Linked DNA regions of Homo sapiens: region 2 is linked to region 1. Evidence: chromatin contacts called from ENCODE Hi-C or POLR2A ChIA-PET data. All regions are on one chromosome and are shown on one strand. The core of a region is the stretch at or near the end of the contact, and the rest is flanking DNA. Distances in the headings are between cores, read along the strand shown. Region 1 overlaps LOC107986663 (a long non-coding RNA gene). Region 2 overlaps ZDHHC14 (zDHHC palmitoyltransferase 14).

The links. Hi-C counts contacts between places; a loop is a spot of excess contacts on that map. ChIA-PET counts read pairs that join two places held with the same protein, here RNA polymerase II (POLR2A). Pooled maps may share reads with other maps.
Region 2: a loop to region 1 is called in a map of posterior vena cava, with 21 times the contacts of the local background. The contact joins two enhancer-like sites. A Hi-C loop is called at or near these places in 3 of 168 maps with a recorded cell type or tissue (HCT116, heart right ventricle and posterior vena cava) and 5 of 50 pooled maps. POLR2A ChIA-PET finds 5 or more read pairs at or near these places in 8 of 52 experiments (A673, AG04450, BJ and 5 more).

The regions. Positions count from the first base shown.
Region 1 is chr6:157,713,015-157,717,650 of GRCh38, forward strand. LOC107986663 (a long non-coding RNA gene) reads left to right here. Exons shown (of 3, transcript XR_001744427.2): 2 at 1-267; 3 at 378-1,375. Among named protein-coding and RNA genes, the nearest start is that of SNX9, 110 kb to the right of the region's middle. RefSeq lists enhancers at 151-652, 653-1,152. Within about 2 kb of position 2,922, at least 3 of the 41 ENCODE cell types and tissues checked have a DNase peak (open chromatin) inside an H3K27ac peak, as active enhancers do.
Region 2 is chr6:157,668,068-157,673,104 of GRCh38, forward strand. It overlaps ZDHHC14 (zDHHC palmitoyltransferase 14), which reads left to right. Exons shown (of 9, transcript NM_024630.3): 9 at 4,657-5,037. Among named protein-coding and RNA genes, the nearest start is that of MIR3692, 140 kb to the left of the region's middle. RefSeq lists enhancers at 1,300-1,907, 1,908-2,513. Within about 2 kb of position 1,749, at least 22 of the 41 ENCODE cell types and tissues checked have a DNase peak (open chromatin) inside an H3K27ac peak, as active enhancers do.

The DNA.
Region 1 (4,636 bases), core at 1,672-4,171:
TTGCAGGGTGCAGAGGAAGAGGGCTGACCACACCTGGGAACATGACTCCTGTGAGCTGGCATCTCCCAGTACGCGACGACAGGGTCCTCCCACACACAGAATCCCCTCCTTGAAATTCCTGGTCACAGACATAGAACAGGCCAGCAAGGCAGGCATGGTGGCCAGGCAATGTTTTTCCTTTTGCAGTCAGCATATTTGCCTCAGGAAGAGGGGACTTTTCGGCACCCTGATGTCCCTCTGTTTGTCCCTTCACTGGAGAGCAAGCAGGTATGATTGAGGTCACTGGGGGAGGAAGGGACTGGGAGAAAGAGCATTTCTCATATGCTTTCCTTCCTAACCTCTGATGGACTTCACAAGTGTCCCTTTAACTCCTCCAGGTTGATAAGGTTCTAATGGCACCTCTGAGACCTCGAGCCTAGGTTCTCACCTAGGACAGGGAGCCACCCACAACATGGAAGCCAGAAACAGGCTAACTGGTGGCCGCTTCTTGCTCATCCATGGAGAGGAAAAGCGAAGCAAGGGTGAGGCATGGTGGGGAAACCCTGGTCAAAACTCTCTCGCCCTGAATATTCCCCTTAGAGGGCAGCTGCCTGGATGGGGGCACCCTGACTGGCTTGGCCTGGATTGACGAGCTGAACTCTGGCCAGCAGCCTGGGTCCACGGATCGCGAGGCTTATCGGAGTCTTCCCTGAGACAGGGTTCTGTTAGGAAGGAGGAAGCAGATGGAAGGTGGGCAGGCAGCTGACGGTGTCCACAACACCATCATGGAAATCTTAAATCTAAAGAGAATTGATTTCACCTGATGGCTGAGCAGAAGCATGTGTGACCAGAAAAGACCCTTGTACGAAGCTGGCCTGTGCCTCAAAAAAGGATGTCAGTCCAGGTTCTTTGCACCCACAGCGGGGAATGCAATGTCAGAGCTGGGGAGTGGCCTGGCAGGCTGAGGGGAGCGGCTCATGGACAAGGGCCATTGTCATCACCCATAGCTGTGGTGGTACACAGGATATCTGCTCTGCCAGGAGGGGCAGGGAATCAGCTGTGTCCTGGCCTCTCCCTGTCTCTCATTCTCTAGCCCAGCCATTTACCCCTATTGCTTATGGAATTCAGCCCTGGAAGAGATGTTCTATCTGCCAGGAGCTCCACCAGCTCATGCACAATCTGGCAAAGGTGCCAGAAGACAGAGGTGTCCCCAGAGGGAGCCCTAAGCAACCAGCATCCCAAATGACCACAGATGTCTGCTTCCTGCCTGAGTGAATTTTCCTTTCTCAGAAATGCAATACCTCATTGACTTGTATTATCTTTGGAATGACAATGGCCTAACTAATTGGGAATGCGTGACTTCAATAAACAGTTTCACCAACTGCTCTTTCTAAAACTGTTTTCCAGGTCAACTAGTGTGTGAGAAGCAGTTAATGCTTTGAGTTTTAGGAGAGAACAGGTCCTCTTCATTCTCTGCCCTAAGGTATCTGCCAACATCTCGTAAATCCAGGCTCACATGATAGCCTGGGCCCTAGGATGACCACGGGAATTTATCCCTTGTGTCTACACTGATGGATGTTGGTAATTTTCTGGAATATTGGGCTGAGAGGCATTCTGAGGCCACACCAGAAAGAGCCCTGTGTGTCATTCACAATGTCTGCCATGTGCAGAGGAGAGAAACGGCACAGATGCCACACACTGGATATCCCAAGGCGAAGTGGCCTTCCATATATACCATATATATTCCAAGGTCAAGAAGCAGGTACTGGCCAGGCACAGTGGCTCACGCCTGTAATCCTAGCACTTTGGGAGGCTGAGGCAGGTGGATTTCCTGGGCTCAGAAGTTCGAGACCAGCCTGGGCAACATGGTGAAACCCCATCTCTACTAAAATACAAAAAATTAGCTGGGAGTGGCAGTGTGCACCTGTAGTTCCACCCACTCAGGAGGCTGAGGCAGGAGAATTGCTAGAACCCGGGAGGCAGAGGTTGCAGTGAGCCGAGATTGTGCCACTGCACTCCAGCCTGGGCGACAGAGTGAGACTCCGTCTCTTAAAAAAAAAAAAAAGAAGAAGAAGAAGCAGGTATCTATCTACCAGAAGGACACAGAGTCCCATAGAACCACGCCCTTACCCAGGCTGAAAGAATTGCGGCCGTGAATAAACATTTCCCCTCCCTATGCCTTCCTCACGCTCAGGGACACAATCAAGAACATTTTTCTGAATTAAGCGTTCTTTCTAATTGGATACTGATGGCATAAAGAATGTCAGTTTGGGCTGGGCACAGTGACGCATGCCTGTAATCCCAGCACTTTGGGAGGCCAAGGTGGGTGGATCACATGAGCTCAGGAGTTCAAGACCAGCCTGGGAAACATAGTGAGACCTTGTCTCTACCAAAAATCAAAAGAATTAGCCAGGTGTGGCACACACCTATAGTCCCAGCTCCTTGGGAGGCTGAGGTGGGAGGATTGCTTGAGCTGGGGAGATTGAGGCTATAGTGATGTATCACTGCTATAATCAAGGCTGTAATGATCACGCCATTGCACTCTAGCCAGGGTGACAGAGTGAGACCCTGCCTCAAAAAAAAAAAAAAAAAGAGTAAAGAAAAGAAAAAAAAAAGAAAAGGGATATCAGTTTTATCTGTGTGTGTTTTTGTTATTCTCTTTTATAAAGATTTGGGATACGTGGCCTATAAAAAGAAAAAAAAATCAAGATAAAGCCTAAAAAGTAGGCATTTTGGCTCCTCTGTGTATTTGCCATGGGTTTCATCTGAGAGAAAAGCTCAAATTACATTAAACTCATGCGTAATTTGATGGTGTGCAAACCAAGGAATGAAGAAATCTTGCAACACAGTTTTGTTTTCCAGGGCTGAGTTTCCCAAACAGTGAATTAGAGCAACCCTCATGACGAAATTGGTCAGCCCTGGAATCCCAGCTGATCTGACCCAGGCTCTGCAGGGAGAAGCCTGGCCTCGGAGCAGCAGGGGCGAGGCTCTTTTCTTGCAGCCTGGAAAATAGCCCCACCCAGTCAAAGAACTAGTGAGCCATTTCCCCAAAAAAGGATCCCAGGCTCTCCCCAGTCAGAAGCTTAACTGAAGCCAGAGCTGGGTGGACCCTCGCCCACCAGGAATAGCGGCTATAATGACAAGGGTCATTGTGTGTTTTGCTGCTTAATGAAGCAGAGACATTCCTCAGGCATTTTGTCCTGGACACAGGTAGGAAGGAGGGAAGGCAAGGTAAGAAGAAGGTGGCTAAGGCTGCCTCCAACCCAGACACTAGGAAACATGGGGGAAGAGAGCAGGGGACCCAAATGTTTAAAAAACCATCATGCCGGCCATCACGTTTTAAGCAACTACTTAAGGCCAGGGCTGTCTTAGGTTCTTTTTTCATTTATAGTCACAATAGCCCTAGGTCCACTGGATGGACAAGAAAGCTGTGGCTGCAAGACTGATGCTGCTTGCCCAGGTCTCACACCTGGAGTGGCAGGGCTGGGCTCATGTTGAGGCAGCCACGTTCTTCCTGTGGCACTGGGAGGCGAGCCGTTGTCTGCTACGGGGAGACCAGCAAGAGAGAAGTGGTCAAGGTCTTTTCACAAGGAGGGAGGGATGCTTTTAGCATGAGCGATTTTACTTTGAAAATGTTCAAGCTTATATGGTTTTCTAGGGAGGTGTTTTGTTTTGTTTTTTTCTTAGTGCATTACATTCTAAATTCAATGCCCTGGAAGATACTGAATAGATGGGACAAAATCCATTAGGCTGGATGATTTATGGCTTTTCAGCATTTAGCAGGAGTGGCTTTCAATGTGAAATTGGTTGCGTGCAGCAAACCATTTTAGAAATTTGTCTCACGTTGCCCATAAGTGATTCATGCCATGCTTCCCATGCCTCTTTTTGGGAAAAGGGGAAACAATATCAACACAAAGCAAATTCAGTGTCCAGTACCTCTGTCCTTTGCGAACCCCTGCTCAGCAATCCCATGCCCGTCTGTCATCTCCGCACTTGCTGGGCTGCATTTTACTGGCCAAACAGCAATGGCTGTGACACCTGATCCATCTAGCCAGCGTTCGTCCCTTGGTTTTTTTGGTGTTTGTTTGTTTGTTTTGAGACAGGGTCTTGCTCTGTCACCGAGGCTGGAGTGCAGTGGTGCGATCATAGCTCACTGAAGCCGCAAACTCCTGGCTCAACAATCCTCCCATCTCAGTCCCCCAAGTAGCTGGGACTACAAGCATGCACCACCACACCAGCTAATTTTCATTTTTTGTAGAGATGAGGGTCTGGCTGTATTCCCCAGCCTGGTCTAGAACTCTTGGGCCTCAGACTCCCAAAGTGCTGCTATTACAAGTGTGATCCACCCCACCCAGCCTAGCTAAGTTACTCTTTATCATTCCTGCTCCTTTAAGTGAAAGAAGCTTGTGCTCGGCTGGCCCGCCCTGCTCGGGTCAGAGTGCATGCCTGCTCTACCTCTCTTCCAGCCTGAGGAGGGAGAAGTACCCCCTTCTCCCACACCACAGTGCCCACCCCCTGCTCAGAGCCATGGCTCCACCCTTATTTTATTTACTGCCTGGTGCTCACTAGGTAGGAAGCATCCAGAAGGAAACCAGGTTGTAAGGAACAGTCTTGCCTCTGCAGCTCCTAACACCAAGGTCTTACGCACAGGAAGTGC
Region 2 (5,037 bases), core at 499-2,998, 46 kb before region 1:
AGTTTGAATGTGGCAAAGTGTTTTCAAAGCTGTGAACTACACGCAGGACTTAGATACTTAGGTGCCTGATGCCAGTGCCCCTGCCCCCTGCTGTCATCCCAGCAGGAAAGCTGGGGAGGGCACAGAGAGTAGGTTCATTATTACTACAAAAGCAGTCCCTCTATCAGGGGAAACACCCATAGCTAGACTTAGATAGACAGTCATCTTTTAAGATGTTTAAACAAATCTGTGTAGAAGAGGTGCTTATCATCAGATAAGTCAGGGTTCCAAAGAGTCATTTGGAAAACATTTCTGAGTGACTTCTATATAGATTTTTTAAATTAAATGGCTTACGGGCTAGGCACGGTGGCTCAGACCTGTAATCCCAGCACTTTGGGAGGCCGAGGAAGGCAGATCACTTGAGGTCAGGAGTTTGAGACCAGCCTGGCCAACACAGTAAAACCCCCATCTCCACTAAAAAAAAAAAAAAAAAAAATACAAAAATTAGCCAGGCATGGTGGTGCGTGCCTGTAGTCCCAGCTACTCAGGAGGCTGAGGTAGGAGAATTGTTTGAACCCAGGAGGCAGAGGCTGCAGTGAGCCAAGATCGTGCCACTGCACTCCAGCCTGGGTGACAGAGTGAGACTCCATCTCAAAAAAAACAAAACAAAACAAAAATTAAATGGCTTAGGCTAAACTTCTTCTTTCACAAATATTATTTCACACCTTCTTCAAGTCCTTAAGCTTCACCCTTGACAAACTCAAGAGCATTTCCAACAAGGTCCTGGCCAGTGAGGCCCACACAGTGTTTGCTACAGTTCTTAACAAGTCGTAGGTACAGCATGGCAAAGCACCAGTAGGTATGTGCTGGAGTGGGCCAGGTTTGGAGTGGTCTGAACCATGCCATGGGAGACCTCCTTTAAGAAAAAACAAACAATATGCAGAGAACGAGGCCTTGGAAAGAGGCTGTGTAAGTAAAGGAGCCTGAAGCATCATTAGCTTCCCAGTAAAGCCACCTCTAGGGCTGTTATCTTTAAGTTAGCAAAGGGATGTTTGCAAATGGAAGTCTCCGAAGGTGCACCCAACTCTGCATCAACCCCAACAGGGAACACAGTCTCTCAGGAGCTTAACCGACCACTGCCGACAGCCACCTTATCCGAGAAGGTTCTCGTGGGTGTGCAGGAGCTCTTTGCAGGCTTAGGTGGCAGAGAGGTGATCAGGGGAGAGGAAAAGGGCCAGCAGCTGATGGAGTAGTGCAAAGTAGAAGAATGCACAAGAGAGGGGTGGTGGGGGGGGAAGACAGAGAGTGGAGGAGAGCCCACCTCTCCCCAGAGAGGAAAGTTGAAAGAAACAGAGGGTTGAGGCGAGCCCACCTCTTCCCACAGGGAAGGTGAAAGAGACAGAGAGGGTTGGAAGGAGAGGAGCCCGCCTCTGCCCTCAGGCTCCTACTGTGTGACCTTGACTGTCTCCTCCAGCTCCACCCTCGAACATATTTTTCTGTGAGTCTGTGAGAGTCAGTCAGAAGTACTTGGGCTGAACCCTAAAACAGAATTTGCCAATTAGTCTTCAGTAGAGAAGGCTTTCTTCAGGTCAACAGAGACAAGCAAATCTAATTTGCCATTTCCTTGTTCCTTAGAGCCAGGGGGTATTGTGTGGACAGAAAGCATTAGGATGAGTGAGGGCTCCAGAGGGGAAGCTTGAAAACAAGATGCCTTGGTCCAGCAAGGGCGCTGGCTTGCCAGCTGAGCTCTCTGAAGCGGCAGCTCCGCCCTGGGCTCATTCCCAGGCCCGGCCTGCTGGAGGCTGTGCGGAGTTACAGGAAATGGGAGTGCCGCTGCGGCTCAGCTGCCTCTGTCAGTAAGAATACGAAACGGTGATGTTCATAAAACATTCTTTGCAAAGCACAGTCCGTCCAAACCCTGGTATAGTTTCCAGAAGACGAATGTTTAATCAATGAGGCTGCTCTGCCTCTGCCTCTGCCCTGTCAAGACTGAGCCCATGTCCTGAGCAGAGCTGACAGCATGGGAGAGCGCCCGCAGCCTACACAGGCCACAGCTGTCTGCAGCCTGCTCAGTAGCCCCCACCGGAAGGGACCTGCACCCTGAGCTGAAATTCCCTGCAAGAGCAGAGAAAGCTACTCTGTTGCCCACCTGACAGCTTGGAGAAGCACCGCCGTGGCACAAATGATTGTGGTGATGAGTGGAAAGGATTGTTAACGCTTCACAGTCAGCCCCTTCCAAGTACTTTTTATTTATTTATTTATTTAGAGACAAGGTCTTGCTCTGTCGCCCAGGCTGGAGTACAGTGGCGTGATCTCAGCTCACTGGAACCTCTGCCTTCTGGGCTCAAATGATTCTCCTACCTCAGCCTCCTGAGAAGCTGGGATTACATTTGTGTGCCACCATGCCCAGCTAATTTTTGTATTTTTTGTAGAGATGAGGTTTTGCCATGTTGCCCAAGCTGGTCTCGAACTCCTGAGCTCAGGTGATCCTGCCTGCCTTAGCCCCCCAAAGTGCTGGGATTATAGGCATGAGCCACTGTGCCCGGCCGCCTTCCAAGTAGTTTCTAATGGCCTTTCCTTTCCTCCAAATAACCCTACTCCCCTCCCCTCCCCCGCACTTTGGCACCTTTCTTTCCCAAGCCTTCCCCAGCTTCTCAGTGTTTTGCAATTGCACTGTCCAGGCTAAAGCCACAGAAAAGCAAGGATCTTCGTGAGACTTGCTTGCCCTCTTCATAGCTCCACTATGAACTTTACTCTTGCCTAGGACCTAATCTTTGAGCATCTAAAGCCTGCAGATTCTTGAAGACTGCAGCCCCTCAACCTTCTCTTCTAGGCTGGAGGGTGGCTCAGGGTGGCCTACTACTTGTGATTTTAGAAAGAAACCCATGAGGCTGGGAAGGAAGTGTGCACTGCATGAAATAAGTGCCTTAGGATCAGCAGCTTTGGGTGAACTTCCTCCCTCCCCTCAAGGCTGCGTTGTGCATGTTGGCTCTGCACCGCTCTGTGGCTGCAGGGGTATGAGCAATGGCAGCTCTGTGCGAGTCTCTTATCAGGAAGAGGTCGGAGCACCTAAATCACAAAGCCATTGGTGAGTGGTTCTTCAGTAACTCTAGCCTTCTGATAAAGAGGAGGAGATAATAAGCCAAATAACATTTATTAAGCATCTGCTGTGTCCAATGTGGAATAGTGGAAAGAGGTCTACCCCAGCTCCAAATCCTAGATCCATCCCTTACTTTCATCTGTAAGGTCTTGATCGAGCTGTCCAACCCATCTGTGCCCCAGGGTCTTCATTTGTGAAGAGGGGAACAGGCTCATTCTAAGAACTCCTGCAGAAGTGAAGTGGAGCAGCCACTTTATAGCTTGAGCACAGAGTCCCGATTTGCTCACCTAATATCCATGTCTGTTCCTCCTTCCCATCAAAACACTGCTCCTGAATCTCACTGAGAAGGTACCGCACAGGCTCAAGTTGAAGATTTATAAGTCCTGTTAAGTCTCTTCTAGCTGTTCTGAAACTTGCCCATAGTTCAAGGAGAGGGTTTGCGGAGCTATCAGGGGTGCCTGTCGCATAGCCTGGAAATGTGCTTACACTATCTTCTTTGCCCAGTGAGCGAAGGGAAACAGAGGACACGAGGCAGATATCATGTGACTTAAGAACGCGTGGAAGAATAGGAAACGTCTTCTCAAACGTGGGCATTCTCAGACCACAGAGGCTTCGGGAATGGCTCTTGAAGCTGTTGGAAATTTAGCAGTGGGGAATTCTAGGCTTTTACCAAACAGTCTTTTCTTTTTTTGGTGGTAAAATAGACATGGCATAATATTTGCCACTTTAACCATTTGTAAGTATAAGTTCAGTAGTATTAAGTCCGTTGATGTTGTTCTGCAACCACCACTACCACCCATCTCCAGGGCTTCTTCATCTTCCATGGCTGGAACTCTGCATGCCTTAAACACCAGCTCCCTCTTCCTCCCGCCCCAGCAGCCACCATTCTTCCTTCTCTCTAAGAACATGACCCTCCAGGGACCTTGTTTGAGTGGAATCACACAGTTATTCGTCTTTTTGTGACTGGCTTGTTTCACTTAGCATGCTTTCCTCAAGGTCCACCCATCTCGTGGATGTGTCCGAATGCACTTCCTTTTTAAGGCTGAATCAGTAACACTGTGTGTCTACACCGCACCTTGTCCCTGCTGTCATCCATCAGTGGACACTTGAGTCACTTTTGACTTTTGACTTACTATCAATAACATTGCTATGAACATGGGTGTACAACTCCTGTATTTTTAAAACAATGTGGTTTAAAAAATGGTTTTCAGCATACAAGAAACAGCCACCCACTGCTGTAGATGGCCTGTGACTCTGTCCAAGAGATTTTTTTAATTATGTCCTTTAAATTGGGAACCAAGACCACTGGCTTCATAACCAGTGGCTGCATGTTATGACTGGGCACCCGTGGTGACTTCATTTGAGCAGAGGCAATTGCAGCACCAGGCGCTGGGTGTCTCTCCCAATGCACCTGGACCACTGTAGGCGCTCCCTGCCTGGCTGACTGAGGTGTCACTAACGGTTTCTCTCTTCTCGCACCCCACCCTCCCCGCCCGTGCCCTGTCCCCATCCCTGTCCCTCCCCACCTCTGCCCCCTCCTCTCCACCTTCTCTTTGCTGGCGCCTCCCGCTCTCCAGTGCGACCAAGACCAGTGCATTCAGAGCACCAAATTCGTTTTGCAGGCTGCAGCCACGCCCCTGCTGCAGAGCGAGCCCAGCCTCACCAGCGACGAGCTGCACCTGCCCGGGAAGCCTGGCCTGGGCACGCCCTGCGCCAGCCTCACACTGGGCCCGCCCACACCGCCCGCCTCCATGCCCAACCTCGCCGAGGCCACGCTCGCGGACGTGATGCCCCGGAAAGATGAGCACATGGGCCACCAGTTCCTGACGCCCGATGAGGCGCCCTCGCCCCCCAGGCTACTGGCGGCGGGCAGCCCCCTGGCGCACAGCCGCACCATGCACGTGCTGGGCCTGGCCAGCCAGGACTCCCTGCATGAGGACTCTGTGCGCGGCCTGGTG